2 separate regions of the Homo sapiens genome follow, and region 1 is linked to region 2. Evidence: read pairs that join two places in POLR2A ChIA-PET (ENCODE). Cell type or tissue: GM12878. All regions are shown on one strand.

Region 1 (2,500 bases), 86 kb after region 2:
AGGAATTAAGTACTAATACGTGCCATAACATGGATGAACCTTGAAAACATTGTTCTAAGGAAACCAGACAAAGCCACATACTGTATATTCCATTTACATGAAATGTTCAGAATAAGCAGATTCATAGAGACTTAGAATGTAAATTAGTTGTTGCCAACGCAGGGGGAAGGGGAATGGAGAATAACTGGGAAATAAATATGGAGTTTCTTTCTGGGGAAGTGAAAATGTTATAGAATTAGATAACGGCTGCACAATTTAATGAATAGACTAAAAATCTGTAAATGGCCTACTTTAAAAGGTAAATTTTATGGTATGTGAACTATATCCCAATAAAAGTTATGAAAAAAATAAATGAAAGAGATATTTTAAAAATTGTACCTCCATATAAACATACTATAAGGCAAAAATTTATCCCAAGCTATGTGATGTAGCTAATTCCTAAGATTTGTGACTAAACAGCACTACAGTCCTTCCGTTCTGCCTGTTACTCACAAAGCAGCACAATTAATAATAAGCAAACTAAACTCACAGGACAATCTAACAGGATTAAAATTTTGACCCACTAAATAATCTTAATCTTATTCCTGACAACTACAATTTCCAGTGTACCATAAAAGTAGCCTCTAGGAACTGGCTCAATTCATAAAAGCTCACAGATTTGAAATGAACTAAAATTAATTAAAAGCCTGCTTGTATATACAAAAGTAGATAATGACAAAAGTAAATCATATTATACCAAGCCAGACCCACAGTCACATAATTCAAGTTTGCCAGTCATCATATTAATAGTTTAAAATTATACCTATTACTCCTTTTCCTCCTCTGGAAAATTAATCAAAAAGCAAAAACCGTGCTTCAAGAGACCTGAATTCTGATCCAAACGAAGCTATTGTGGGCTTAACCTGTCAGAGCTGTCTGTAAAATTCGGGGTACCCTGAAAATACTAGTCTCCTGGAGATTCTTTTACCACTTCTCAGGTGCCACTCCTCACACACTCAACGTCACCCGGTTTCCCATGCACTACTGCAGGCCACTTCTGTTTCCACTACTACCCCCATCCCCACAATCTATTCTCCACATAGCAACCTTTTTTTTTTTTTGAGACGGAGTCTGGCTCTGTCGCCCAGGCTGGAGTGCAGTGGCGCAATCTCGGCTCACTGCAAGCTCCGCCTCCCGGGTTCACGCCATTCTCCTGCCTCAGCCTCCCGAGTAGCTGGGACTACAGGCGCCCACACGCCCAGCTAATTTTTTATATTTTTAGTAGGGACGGGGTTTCACCGTGTTAGCCAGGATGGTCTCGATCTCCTGACCTCGTGATCCGCCCGCCTCGGCCTCCCAAAGTGCTGGGATTACAGGCGTGAGCCACCGCGCCCGGCATTTTTTTTTTTTTTTTTTTTTTTTTTTGAGATGGAGTCTCGCTCTGTCGCCCAAGCTGGAGTGCAGTGGCACAATCCCGGCTCACTGCAAGCTCCGCCTTCCAGGTTCACGCCATTCTCTCGCCTCAGCCTCCCGAGTAGCTGAGACTACAGGCGCCCGCCACCATGCCGGGCTAATTTTGTTTTTGTATTTTTAGTAGAGACGGGGTGTTAGCCAGGATGGTCTTGATCTCCTGACCTCGTGATCCGCCCGCCTCGGCCTCCCAAAGTGCTGGGATTACAGGCGTGAGCCACCGCGCCCGGACAGCAGCCCTCTTTTTAAACAGGAATCAGAACCTGTCCCTTCCACATGTAAGCCTCCAATGGCCTACGAGGGTAGACACGCTCTGACTCCTGCCTCCCATCAACCTCTCTGGGCCACTCAGGCCACTCTTACTTTTGGGTTTCTCGAATACTTCCAGCCCATTCCTCCCCAGGGCCTCTGCCACACTGGATCTCCTCCTCATTCTCGATCCTGCCCAAATGCCATTTCTCAGAGAGTGGACTCTGGTCCCGGGCTGCCTTGATTCAACAGCTGGGCATGTTACTTACTTTTCCTGTGTCCCTGTTTCACCTGTAAAATGTCCGTAATAACGGTGCCTACCTCTTAGGGTTGTCACAAGGTATATGTAAAACAATCGACAGAGTGACTGGCACAGTGTTCAAATGTCATCTATTATTATTACTTAACATGTCCCATCTTCATTTTCTTCCTATCCCTTAGCCCTATCTGAAATTATCTTGTCACCCTCTTTGTGGTTTTCCCCAAACCTCCCAAGGTTAGCTTTGCAAGGAGCTTTGTCTTGTTCAAAACTCTATCACCGGCCGGGCTTGGTGGCTCACGCCTGTAATCCCAGCACTTTAGGAGGCCGAGGCGGGCGAATCACGAGGTCAGGAGATCGACACCATCCTGGCTAACACGGTGAAACCCCACCTCTACTAAAAATACAAAATATTAGCCGGGCGTGGTGGCGGGCGCCTGTAGTCCCAGCTACTCAGGAGGCTGAGGCAGGAGAATGGCGTGAATTCGGGAGGCGGAGCTTGCAGTGAGCCGAGATCGCGCCACTGCCCTCCAGCCTGGGCAA
Region 2 (2,500 bases):
GAAGGTCCACGCTACAATTACCTAAAAGGTCTTCCGAGATTATCACAATCTGGCAAGTTCTCTTCCCCAAACCTACAAAGCTCTATAAAGCTTTAACAATTAACAAAATCTTTGTTACATTAATTACTTTTGTTTTATTTTCATCTTTAATTAAGCTGTAAATTTTTTTTTTTTTTTTTTTTTTGAGACGGAGTCTTACTCTGTCACCCAGGCTGGAGTGCAGTGGCACCATCTCAGCTCACTGCAACCTCCACCTCCTGGGTTCAAGCAATTCTCCTGCCTCAGCCTCCCAAGTAGCTGGAATTACAGGCATGCGCCACTATGCCCAGCTAATTTTTGTGTTTTTAGTAGAGACGGGTTTTCACCATGTTGGCCAAGCTGGTCTCGAACTCCTGACCTCGTGATCTGCCCACCTCAGCCTCCCAAAATGCTGGGATGACAGGCGTGAGCCACCACGCCTGGCCTGTAATTTTTATATACAGTAATATTCATCTTTTTCATGTTCAGCTGGGTAAGTTTTGACACAGTTGTGTAACCACTACCACAACCAAAATATAGAAGAGTTCCAACACTCAAAAAATTCCCCATTGCCACACTACAACCAACTCCTCTCCCACCTCTACCTCTTGGCAACTACTGATGTGTTTCCCAGAGTCTGTATGCTTTTGAGTCTAGCTTCTTTCACTTAACATAATGCCTTTAAAGATGCATCCACTTGCTGCATGTATTAGTAGTAGTATATTTTTTAACTGATGAGTAGTATTCCATTGTTATGGATGTATCAGAGTTTGTTTATCCATTCACCAATTAGGGAAATTTGAAAAGCCCACATTTTTCTTAACTGTTAAAAAAGAAATGCTGCTACAAGCAGTTACATATAGGTTTTTTTTCTGAACCTAAGTTTCTGTTTCACTTAGGTAAATACCCAGGAGTAGGTCATATAGTGTCTGACTCTAAGAAACTGCTAAATTGTGAGATGACTGCTTGAGACCAGGAGTCTGAGGCCAGCCTGGGCAACACAGCAAGATGGTATCTCTTACAAAAAGGAAAAGCAAACAAAAGTATCAAATAAAAAGGCCCCATAGGATAGCATGGCTCAGATTATACTGCAACCCCCTGCCTAAAATAGTTCATCCCCATCCCTCCTCAGCTGATGCCTCACGTTAGCAGTAGGAGACAGCAGAGGCACAGGGCCCACTCCAACAGAGCCCACCTCCCGCTGTAAGGAGGGCTTCACGCAGCCCTGCATCACAATGCCAGCAAGAGAACCTGTGACAGCAGTCTTTCCAGGGAGACAATGTAGGCCAACGCCTCATACTCTGTTCAGCTCAGTTAGCACACAGTGAACCCAGTTATCCATCATCACCCAAACCCTCTCCTACATCCCACTTTCACCACCATGAATGCCCTCTACGTTCCACCAGCCCCAGAACACCCTCCCCCATCCATATGCACTGAAACGTTAAGATCTGCCATGTCTCCAGAAGGGCTGCTCCTTGCCCTAACAGGACTGGCTGCCCAGTGGGCACTCTTCCTCCTGTTGGAACTGAGAATGAGCCTCTGTTTCTCTACAGTCCTGTGTTCTGCATGGCCTGCATGGAGGTGGGGCCACACAGTCTCACCATCCCAATCTGAAGACTGGGAAGTTATCTTCCTAAACCTGCAAAGCTCTATCAAGCTTTAAAAGTTAAAATCTTTGCTACGTCAACCACTTTTGTTTTCATTTTTTATTATGAGTGGAGTCAGGTGGAAGAGCCTGATACTTCCAAGTAAAGGATCTACCTTAAGGCTTCTTTCGGATATCCTTTATCTTCTCATTTTTTAAGGTCTACCAAAAATAATCTGAACCTAAAAAGACACTAAAGCTAACACATATATTGCTAGCTAAGGAAAATTAGCAAAAGAAACATTAAGAAATTAAATATATTCATCTTTTAGTCTGTTGTACCACAGACACTGGAGAGATATAACGGTCCCATCACCTCACAAGAAGCATAACTCATTTTGACACAATCTTTAGAATGTAATGGGATGAGGCCTGGTGCCGTGGCTCACACCTGTAATCCCAGCACTTTGGGAGGCTATGGCAGGCAGACCATCTGAGGTCAGGAGTTCTAGACCAGCCTGGTTAACATGGTGAAATCCCATCTCTACCAAAAAATACAAAAATTAGCCAGGTGTGGTGGAGGGTGCCTGTAATCTCAGCTACCTGGGAGGCTGAGGCAGGAGAATCGCTTGAACCCAGGCGGCGTAAGTTGCAGTGAGCCGAGATCGCGCCACTGCACTCCAGCCTGGGTGACAGAGAGAGACTCCATCTCAAAAAAGAATACAAAACAAACAATACATAGATCTAAAATATTTCCAAAATAAAAATCATTCCTTCCAGTCACAAGCATATGAAGTGCCCATCAAAAATTAAATATAATAAATATTTAACAGAGAAATTCTTTATGCTTCAACTTAATTCAAATGTACAAATTAATTTTTAAAACACAGTATT

Evidence for each region. ChIA-PET counts read pairs that join two places held together with the same protein. Peaks named below come from ENCODE experiments on the same cell type or tissue, not always from the same donor. Only the 100,000 strongest peaks of a DNase experiment are listed, where the experiment ranks them.
Region 1: POLR2A ChIA-PET joins it to region 2 with 8 read pairs; 7 of 35 experiments call an interaction of 5 or more read pairs at or near these places.

Annotation. Positions count from the first base shown.
Region 1 is chr7:105,383,795-105,386,294 of GRCh38, forward strand. All of the region lies in intron 2 of SRPK2 (SRSF protein kinase 2), which reads right to left. Among named protein-coding and RNA genes, the nearest start is that of SRPK2, 3.9 kb to the right of the region's middle. In GM12878, no CTCF peak of the experiment used is centred here; no DNase peak of the experiment used is centred here.
Region 2 is chr7:105,297,576-105,300,075 of GRCh38, forward strand. The region is part of intron 2 of SRPK2 (SRSF protein kinase 2); the gene reads right to left. Among named protein-coding and RNA genes, the nearest start is that of SRPK2, 90 kb to the right of the region's middle. RefSeq lists an enhancer at 600-739. In GM12878, no CTCF peak of the experiment used is centred here; no DNase peak of the experiment used is centred here; H3K4me3 peaks cover 285 bases; H3K27ac peaks cover 1,492 bases.